Linked DNA regions of Homo sapiens: region 2 is linked to region 1. Evidence: chromatin loops called from intact Hi-C (ENCODE). Cell type or tissue: natural killer cell. All regions are shown on one strand. Each heading gives the region's core, and the rest is flanking DNA. Links, peaks and the distances in the headings are about the cores only. Region 1 holds the start of LINC02195 (long intergenic non-protein coding RNA 2195). Region 2 has its middle 50 kb from the start of LINC02195.

Region 1 (5,380 bases), core at 130-5,129:
ACCCTCGCCAAGTTTTCCCAGTTAAAAAAATTTTTAAGGAGAAACGATTTGACCCAGAGAATTTTACTTGAGATGGGATCTCACTATGTTGCCCAGGCTGGTCTCTAACTCCTGAGCTCAAGTATTCCTCCCACCTCAGCCACCCAAAGTGCTGGGATTTGTTAACACAAACTAAATATGGACTCTGTACTTCTATATTTGAGTCCTTGTGGACAAACTGCAACCTAACTTAATAGGTAGACAAAATTGAAAACCGAACATAGGAGTACACACCTGTAACAACAGCTGAGTCGTGGCCAATCCCAGGAGCTATACTTCAACCACTCATACACCGATGAGTGTTGAAGCTGTGTTCAAATGAGGCAAACGCCAACCTGTAACCAATCCAGCTGTTCTGTACCTCACTTCTGATTTGTGTACATCATTTCCCCCCACTTTCTTTTTTTGAGACAGAGTCTTGCTCTGTTTCCCAGGCTGGAGTGTAGTGGCATGATCTCTGCTCACTGCAAGCTCTGCCTCCCGGGTTCACGCCATTCTCCTGCCTCAGCCTCCTGAGTAGCTGGGACTACAGGCGCCTGCCACAACGCCCGGCTGATTTTTTGTATTTTTAGTAGATGTGTGGTTTCACCGTGTTAGCCAGGATGGTCTCGATCTCCTGACCTCTTGATCCACCCGCCTCAGCCTCCCAAAGTGCTGGGATTAGAGGCGTGAGCCACCGCGCCTGGCCCTCTTTTTTTGTCTATAAATCTTCCACTACATGGCTGTGCTGGAGTCTCTTTGAATCAGCTGTGATTCTGGGGGATATCCGATCCCTGAATCGTTCATTGCTCAACTAAACTCCTTTACATTCAATTTGCCTGAAGTTTTTCTTTTTTTTTTTTTCCTTCAGATCGAGTCTCACACTGTCGCCTGGGCTAGAGTGCAATGGCATGATCTCAGCTCACTGCAACCTCCGCCTCCCAGTTCAAGCAATTCTCCTGCCTCAGCTCCCGAGTAGCTGGGATTACAGGTGTCCACAACCATGCCTGGCTAATTTTTTATATTTTCAGTAGAGACGAGATTTCACCATGTTGGCCAGGCTGGAGTGCAAAGGTCAGGTCTCAAACTACTGACCTCAGGTGATCCGCCCACCTTGGCCTCCCAAAGTGCTGGGATTACAGGCGTGGGCCACAGCACTTGGCTGAAGTTTTTCCTTTATCAGATGACAGGCATGAGCCAGTAGTTTTGCCCAGCCATTTTCTCCTCTTGTTAACATCTCACATAACCTGAGTAAATTTGTCACAACTGAAAAACCAACATTCTTACATTATTATTAACTAAATTCTGGACTTAATTACAATTTCATCTGTCTTTCCATGTATGTCCTCTTTCTGTTCCACCATCTGATCCAAGGTATCACATTGCATTTAGTTGTAGCATCTCCCCAGTCTCCTCTGATGTGTCCATTTCTCAGTCTTTCCTTGGTTTTCATGACCCTGGAAGTCCTAGTGGGGATACTGGCCAGGTATTTTGTAGAATGTCCTCCACTCTGGGTTTCTCTGGTGGACTTCTCATGAGTAGACTGGAGTTTGGGTTTGGGGGAAGAACACCACAAAACTGAAGCATCTTCCTCTTCACATCTTTTTTTTTTTTTTTTTTTTTTTTTTTTTTTTTTTTTTAAGACGGAGTCTCGCTCTGTCGCCCAGGCCGGACTGCGGACTGCAGTGGCGCAATCTCGGCTCACTGCAAGCTCCGCTTCCCGGGTTCACGCCATTCTCCTGCCTCAGCCTCCCGAGTAGCTGGGACTACAGGCGCCCGCCACCGCGCCCGGCTAATTTTTTGTATTTTTTTTTAGTAGAGACGGGGTTTCACCTTGTTAGCCAGGATGGTCTCGATCTCCTGACCTCATGATCCACCCGCCTCGGCCTCCCAAAGTGCTGGGATTACAGGCGTGAGCCACCGCGCCCGGCCCCTCTTCACATCTTATCCAAGGCTGCATGAGAGCCACCAGGCTTCCTCAGTGAGGTTGGCATTCATCACTTGGGTAGCATTTGCCAGGTTTCGCCACTTGCTTTTTTTTTTTTTATTTTGAGATGGGATCTCACTCTGTCACCCAGGCTGGAGTGCAATGGTGCTATCTCGGCTCACTGCAACCTCCACCTCCCAGGTTCAAGCGATTCTCCTGCCTCAGCCTCCTGAGTAGCTGGGATTACAGGCATGTGCAACCACGCCTGGCTAATTTTTGTATTTTTAGTAGAGACTGGGTTTCACCATGTTGATCAGGCTGGTCTCCAACTCCTGACCTGTGACCCACCCACCTCGGCCTCCCAAAGTGCTGGGATTACAGGCGTGAGCCACCATGCCCAGCCTCCACTTTCTAATTAGTGTATTTTCCCTTCTCATACTTTATTCTTTGGAAGCAAACCACTAAGTCAAGCCCACTTTTTGTGGGACGTGGGAGGTGATGAGGAAGATTAAGTAGCTCCTCCCAGAGTGGGAGTGCCTACACATATTAAATGTAAGCAGCAACTGGCCGGATGCTGGGGCTCATGCCTGCAATCCCAGCATTTGGGGAAGCTTTGGAAGGATTGCTCAAGGCCAGGAGTTTGAGACCTGTCTGGGCAACATAATGAGACCCCATCTCTACTAAAAAAATTTAAAATTATCTGGGCATGGTGACATGTGACTGTCATCCCAGCTACTCAGGAGGCTGAGGCAGGAGGATTGCTTGAGCCCAGGAGTTGGACGCTGCAGTGAGCCATGATTGTGCCACTGCACTCTAGTCTGGGTGACACTGCAAGACCCTGCCTCAAAAAATAAATAAATAAATATATATATATATATACACACACACACACACACACATATATATATAATGATCTTTCATTCTTGTGTGGTACTGTACCCCTACTTTACAAAAGTGGAAATGGAGGCCCAGCAAGGTTAAATGACTTGCCCACAGTGGCTACATTTATAGATAACAACGCTTAGGTTCAAACCTCCATCTCTCTGCCCGCAAAGCCCATCTTCTTAGTCCTGCATGGGATGCCAGACTCCACCAGCACTGCCTCCGCCCCTCTGCCTCTGGTTATCTCCACAGGAAACCATGAGTCTTTGATGATCTCATCTTTGCCATCTCCTTCAGGTCTGAAATGGTTGGTTTCTACCATCTATGGCATGAGTTAAATCACTGACGTAGAAGAACAACCTGGCCCAGTCTTTCTCAGAATTGCTGTGCCCTCGTGGTCACCAAAACTGAGTCAGGAGTGAGTCATACTTATTTCCAGGTACTGGTGAAATCTTGTGGGGGCAACTGTCATCACAGCCTCTTAACAGCTCAGCAAGGTGCAAACTTACTTACGCAAGCCTCTGGCACTCTAGAAAGTAAAATGCACAAGAAAGGATAGAAACACTTGTTTTTTTTACTACCTGGAATTCAGAAAAACAGCCGTGTTTTTCTAGACTCTTGACTTTCCAATGGAGGCACATTTATAACTCATTACTTTTCACAATACTCTACATTGAAAATACATCTACTGATCAGGACTCTATGATAACCTGGGGTTAAAAATCCAACGTAAGTTGACTGTAGCAAGAAACATAAGGTAGCATTCAGTTCATTTAAGTGAAAAGTCTAGTTTAGTTGTTACAGGAATGGCTTGACCCTGGAACTCAAAAAAACATTGTTAGAATTCTTCCTTCTTATTTGTAAATTTCTACTCTTCTGTGTTGGCATCAGTCTCAGACACCCTTTCTCCAAGGTGACATGGCATCTTCCAGCTGCTCTAGGCTTAGAGCTTTTCAGCACAAAAGTATCAGTAGAAAAATAAATGTCTCTGTGCTAATTGTTCTAGCAAAAGTTTCAGTTCTAACTCTGATTGGCCATAAGTGTGGTCATGAACTATATCAATTATCTACTGCCACAGAAAGAGTGAGCAACAAAGCCTCAGTGGTATATAAAAATAAATGTGTTCCTCATGCAGCTGGGGTCATTGGGGGCCCACTGGTGGCTTTGCTGATCTTGGATGGTCTTGCTCACATACCTGGGAGTTGGTTGGCTACCGGTTGAGGAGACTGGAGTGAGTTGGCTCTGCTCCACACGTTTTTCCTTCTCCAGCAGGCATGTTCCCATGGTGAATGCATAACTGTAACAGATCCATTGCCAGATGTGTTCTGCAAGTCAACACCCCAAGACACCAGGTTGCAGCAGAGAAAGAGGTTTAATCGTAGGCTACCAAACAACAAGATAGGAGGAAACCTCAAGTCCATTTCTGAGGGATTTGGGGTAAGCGTTTTTAAGGGTTTTGGAGTAGGCTAAAATGTGGAGCTCATTGATTGGTCAAAGAGTACAGGGCGAAGTCATTGGACAGGGGGATGAAAGAAGCTGTATTCATGTGTCGATTTGGTTCCTCCCTGGGAATCTTCGAACTGGTGGGCTTCAGCTATTCCACTGGAATTCAGGACCTGAAAAACATCTAAAGTGATCTTTAAACAAAAGCCTTATGATTCTAATGCCAGAGATCCTGTCTATAGGAACAATGGGTATGCAAATCAATTCTTAAACAGCCTGTGACTCTCATGTCAGAGATCCTGTCTATAGGAATGATAGGAATGCAATGGTCAGTATCTAGTGCTGTGACTTTAATAACAAGGAAATGGGTAAGAGTGCAGCCTAATGAATGCTGAATTATATTTCTCTCCAGAACCCAGCATGCAATTTTTGTCACTCCTATGGAGATGGTAGGGATGATATCAATAGCAAAGCACAACAGTAGCCAGTGGAAACTCACCAGGCAGGTCTCAGCACCACAGTGACTCACCCCCACTTCCACTGCATCTGATTGGCAACTCCAGTGTCAAGGATGGAGAAACGGGCTTCCTCCTTTTTAGTGAGAGGAATGCAACAGCATGCATGCGGGGAGCAGGGTGAAGAATTAATGTCACAGATGCAATCCATCTCACCCACTAGCCCTTACAGAATGAAAGTGAGGCAGACATGAGCTGTGTGCCCTCCTGAGTTGGGATATGAGAAGTAATTTTTTTTTTTTTTTTTTTTGAGATGGACTCTTGCTCTTTCATCCAGGCTGGAGTGCAGTGGCACAATCTTGGTTCACTGCAACCTCTGCCACCTGGGTTCAAGCCATTCTTCTGTCTCAGCCTCCTGAGTAACTTGGATTACAGGTGCGTGCCACCACACCTGGCTAATTTTTGTATTTTTAGTAGAGGTGGGGTTTCACCATGTTGATCAGGCTGGTCTCAAACTCCTGACCTTGTGATCCACCCGCCTCAGCCTCTCAAAGTGCTGAGATTACAGGCGTGAGCCACCGTGCCTGGCCAAGAAGTGACTTCTTGTGGGAGGATGAGTGGAGTAGGGTTGTTTCCCCAGAGGAATACTGTAGGG
Region 2 (5,380 bases), core at 116-5,115, 48 kb after region 1:
AGTGTGAGGATATCTGAGCCCCCAGGGCCACTATCCAGCTTACCCTTTTTTTTATTTTTATTTTTTATTTTTTTATTTTTTTTGAGACAGGGTCTCTCTCTCTCTCTGCCACCCAGGCTGGAGTGCAGTGGCACAATCTTGGCTCACTGCAGCCTCAACCTCCCCAGGCTCAGGTGATCCTCCCACCTCAGCCTCCTGAGTAGCTGGGACTGCAGGCACACACCACCACACCTGGCTAACACATTTTTTGTAGAGACAGGGTCTCACCACGCTGTCCAGGCTGGTCTTAAACTGGGCTTAAGCGATCTGCCCACTTTGACCTCCCAAAGTGCTTTTTCCTCTGAAAGCATCTAAATCTTTTCAAATTTCAATTATTTTTATGCTGCTGACATTTGTTCCTCCATTCTATCTTCCTTTCATTTATTCATTGACACAGTTTACATGCCAGGGTCAAATGAGGCACTCAGGACCAAAGAATAAAAAGATGGATCTGAAAACAGCTGCCATTCAAATGCCCTGATAGTCTGGGCAGGATGTGGGGAGGGGTTAATCCTACTGAGCTGAGAGTGGGGATCTGTGTTTGGGGGATCAGAACCACCTTCAGGAGGAAGTGACATTTCATAGGTCCAAGAAGCATAGGTGGGTGCTCAAGATGTCAGCAGATTTCACCTTCTCTTCTCTTTCATCTCTTCCCTGCCCCTCCTCTCTTTCCTTCTATCCTCCTCCTCCTCTTCTTCCCTCCACCCTCTGCTGCTCTTTCACTCTCTTAGACACACATACACACACACACACACACACACACATCTTCCTCAATTTGTGAATAAAATAGTTTCACAAACACACAGACGATCTCACTATACCCACCTCTGCTGTCTCCAGTTGGTGTCTCAGAAGCAGACTCTGAGTCAAGTTCTTGAGTGCAGGCAGTTTATTTGGGAGATGATCCCAGGAAGCCTGATGAGGGAGTGGAGAAGTGAGTCAGGGAAGAGAAAAGCCAACAGAGTGTGTGCTAATAAGTGCACTGTTGCTGTGGGCAGCTGAAGCTTAGTGCTGCTGGGATCCTCTGAGACAGTGTGGGACGTGCTTCAGAATTGTCCCAAGGAGGGAGAAGAAGGCTGCAGCGTTTATGCACCAATTCCAGGGTGGAGGATCCCTCCTGTGGGCTTACCCTGTTGGTGCTTCTGGTCTGACCCCACATATGCATGAAAACCCCCTCAGGGAAATGGCTAAGGGAGAGATGTGCTGGGCACCAGGGACTGCTACAGGGAGGAACTCTGTGCAGGTTACAGTCTAGGGTGGGCTGAGGGACTGTGCTGGGAGAACTAGCAATATCTGCTTCATGTACACATTCCATATTCTTCTCCCTTCCTCCCTCCTTCTCCCTTTCTCTCTCGCTGTCATACACACTTACACACATGCACACAAGCACACGCTAAGGTGATCAGTCACATAGATATAAAATAACACAGAAGCTCCCAGAGAAGATGGGTGGTCCCATCTCAGAGACCTTTGTCTTCTACCAGCTTACTTGACTGTAATTCCTCCCATCTTTAGGATACTGGTATAGTGGATCCAGTTTCTCAGCACACAAATGTGCTCATACACATTCTATCTCGACCTAGTTCAACAGGGCTTTGTTTTTTCTTTTTATTAAAAAGAATTACCCCTGAGATGAGGTCCAGAAAGGAGCTACATCCCACACAGATGCAGAAGAGACCTACAAGAATTTCCCTCCCAGTGCAGCAGAGTCGAGGCTCAGATGGGTTCCTCTCACTCCCATCCCCCTTGGGCTACAGGGAGCAAGGCCTGTACACAGAACATAGCATGCAGGCCTCTCTATAACCCACAGATTTTTCTTTCTTTCTCAGGTCCCACAAGATCAACAAAATCTAAAAAGATCCAATAAACAAATACTTTCAATGGCATTATCATTATTATTATTATTGTTTATTTTTTTGAGACAGAGTCTCACTCTGTTGGCCAGGCTGGAGTGCAGTGGCGTGATCTCAGCTCACTGCAACCTCCATTTCCCAGGCTCAGGCAGTTCTCCTGCCTCAGCCTCCCAACTAGCTTGGATTACAGGCATGTGCCACCACACCTGGCTAATTTTTGTGTTTTTAATACAGACGGGGTTTCACCATGCTGGCCAGACGGGTCTCAAACTTATGACCTCAGGTAACCCACCCGCCTCGGCCTCCCAAAGTGCTGGGATTACAGGCGTGAACCACCGCGCCTGGCCTAATGGCATTATTTTTAATGGCAAAAAACCACAATTACTTTTGCACCAATCTCGTAAATGTTTCTACCAGTCACCCTACCAGAGCATTTACTGCAGTATCTCGAACCACTTGGTAGGGGTCCCACTGAGAATGACTTGACTGGCCACTACCATGCTGCCCTAGGTAGTTTGCTACAGTAAGGACCCCAGCGCATCATGCATCCATTACTCTGTGTGTGCCTCTCCTCATTGACTCTGGGCTTGGCTTTGTGACTTGCTTTGGCCAATGGTACATGTACAAACCTGGTGCCAGCAGAAGTGTAATGAGTACTTGTGCACTGAGGCTTCCTCTCTGAGACCACTGATGAGGGAGCTGGTCTACAGTAAACCACGTGAGAGGCCACATGCAGAACCAAGATGCCTCAGCCAACAGCTGACACCAGCTGCCAGACATGTGACTGGCAAATTCAAAGCCTTTGAATTCATGAAAGAGGAAGATTTTTCTCGTACAATCTTAGGAGGTAGGGAAAGTGCCCAGCAGAGAGCTCCTTCAACACGGAAAACAGGTAGCCCTGGCCACGTGGAGCTGGAGAGGGGAGATGCAGACAGAGCTAGGAGTGGCCAGAAGCCAGAAAAAGTTGAGTCTGGCAAATCTCTCGGCCACCTTGACTAGAGTTCTGGAGTTCATATGGAAACATGGATATTTTATAGAGTCATGTATTTTCCTTGTTTATTTCCCCAGCTTCTCACACATTTTCAGCGATGCTCTTTGTGGAAATGTCAGCCTCTCAGCTCTGCTCAAGAAAACCCAGGAACAGAGAGAGCCGGCTCAGATCTGCGCCAAGTGTTTGAGAGGCAGCAGCGCCCCCAAGGGGCCAGCAAGGTGGGGCAGCGGCGGGAGTGCTGAGCTCCGGAGGGGAGCTCTCCTTTCTTCAACAGGCATTTATTGAGCACCTGCTGTATGTGGTCCAGGCAGCAGCGGGAGAAGGGGAAAGTGGAAAACCAGACAAGGCCGTATAATGAGGGACTTAGGACTTCTGGAATTTTAATGAGCTGGTTTGCCCCTTTATTTCCTTTCAGACTTCCTGTTGATTCAAGTCATCAAAATGAAAGAATGCCAGCGTCCAAACACACATCTGGAAACAGAGCAATAAGGTTTTTAATATTTTGTTTCCTAATACAGAAACTCCTTTGAGATGCTATCAAATAAGGTGGGCATAACACATTCATTTGATTTCTTTTCCCTGCAAACGGGATCATTAAGGCATCCAAATTAACTGGGTGTAATCATGAATTAAATCGAGCTCTTTTATTAGGGAAACTTAGAGGCATCTTTCATCTTAATATCCTGACAGGATTCTCCTGACTTGAAGGTATGATTAGGGGAAAGGTGGCAAAAAAAAAGGAAAATAAAATAAAATAAAGAAGAAAAAACCCTCTGCAGCTCAACCATGAGTGGAATTGGTAATAAAACACTAGTTCCCCAGTGAACTCACCACCTTTCCACTCCTCCTCAACTGGGTTCATTATTTTATTTCTCTACTTGATAGGTTGAAAAATTGCCTGCAAACTGGTTAATTAGGACTAACAGTGCTTAGTAACTGGGGAGACAATTGCAGTTTGAGAAATTAATGCTCATGATTCATCTATTAAAGTGCATCTAGACACATGGTTTGCCTCATGGTAGTGTCAATCCAGCCATCTGTGCCTGTGGCCAGGGTAACTGAGCACTTCTCAGTCTGAGTTTGGGTGTAGTGGTGGTAAGAAACAGAATCCACTTTGCAAAAAAAGGGGGGGAGTTTCTTATAAGGACACAAAGGTAATTCCATATGGGACATCTGGGGATGGAATATGCTATGGACTGAATGTTTGTGACTGCCCCCTGCCAGCCCTCCACTAAGTTCACGTGTTCAAGCCTAACCTCTAATGTGATGGTATTAGGTTGGTGCAAAAGTAATAGCGGTTTTTGCCATTACCTTTAATGGCAAATTAAATGGCCATTGCTTTTAATGGCAAAAACTCCAATTACATTTGAACCAATCTAATATTAGGAGGTGGGGCCTTTGGGATGTAATTAGGATTAAATGCAGTCACGAAGATGGAACCCTCATGAAGAGGAGCAGTGGCCTTATAGAAGGGAATCCAGCGACCCCCACCCCCCGCCTTGCTTCGTCCCCCATGTAAGGACACAACAACAAAAAACCCAGCCAAATATGAACCAGGAAGCAGGCTGTCACCAGACACCAAACCTGTCAATGCTTTGATCTTGGATTTCCCAGCCTCCAGGACTGTGAGAAATACATTTCTGTTGTTTGTAAGCCAACCAGTCTATGGTATTTCATTATGGCAACTCAAACAGACTAAGACAGTATAAAACTAAGAAAGGGAGACGCTATGGGAGTTTCTTTATCACTCCTTTCCTCCCTCCCCTCTCTCCTTCGCTAGCCTCCCTATATGACCATGGTTTTCTAATTTCTGTTTTGCCCTGGGTACCAGCTCCATTTCCTTCTCTGCATAAAACCATCCTCCACTTAGTAATGGTGATGTGGACTACTCACCACACATTCATTCTTCTTCCAGATGTTTGGGGATCCTCTCCTTCCCTTTTGTCAGTTCATATGATTTGGTTAAAGTCCCATTGACCTACAGTTAATAAGATGCAGAGAGGCTTTTGCTGGGGTATTTTGGAAAGCCTCGCTTTACTAAGGAGATTTCAAGATAAGGGAGATAGGTCTGGGGGCTGCTGGAGTCATCTTCCAATGACCAAGACAAATCCTGTTTGAGAATAAAGCCAGCACATGGAGTAGGACAGGGAAATAGATTGCACGACATCATTTGAGCCCCTGTATCAAGTGACACCTGATGCTTACATTAGCCTGGATTTTACAGTTGCCTGAGCCAGTAAATCCCCTTTTTTGTGTATAAGCTAATTTGTTTTTAATTTTCTGTCACTTACGGTAGAAAGAATTCCTACTGAAACCCATGACTTCCTTTTGAATTGCAAAGTCCCCAGGTCTGAACTGACTCCGTATGGCCTTCCAGTCCAAGCACCACCACCTGATTATAGTTTCTGTATATATTACTTCATAGTCTCCAGAGGGACCCTCATTCAATCATCCCAGTCAAGGATTAAATCTCATGATTCACCAGTGCTCTAATCAG

Evidence for each region. A loop is a pair of places that touch in the nucleus more often than their neighbours do. Peaks named below come from ENCODE experiments on the same cell type or tissue, not always from the same donor. Only the 100,000 strongest peaks of a DNase experiment are listed, where the experiment ranks them.
Region 2: a loop joins it to region 1, with 3 times the contacts of the local background. A loop is called at or near these places in 5 of 110 quality-filtered maps.

Annotation. Positions count from the first base shown.
Region 1 is chr16:26,595,095-26,600,474 of GRCh38, forward strand. LINC02195 (long intergenic non-protein coding RNA 2195) reads right to left here and starts at 355. Exons shown (of 3, transcript XR_950950.3): 1 at 274-355. In natural killer cell, for the core only: no CTCF peak of the experiment used is centred there; a DNase peak (open chromatin) is centred at 3,117; H3K27ac peaks cover 1,570 bases.
Region 2 is chr16:26,642,724-26,648,103 of GRCh38, forward strand. No RefSeq gene overlaps it. Among named protein-coding and RNA genes, the nearest start is that of LINC02195, 50 kb to the left of the region's middle. In natural killer cell, for the core only: CTCF peaks have their summits at 3,078 (motif pointing left) and 3,283; a DNase peak (open chromatin) is centred at 3,068; H3K27me3 peaks cover 187 bases.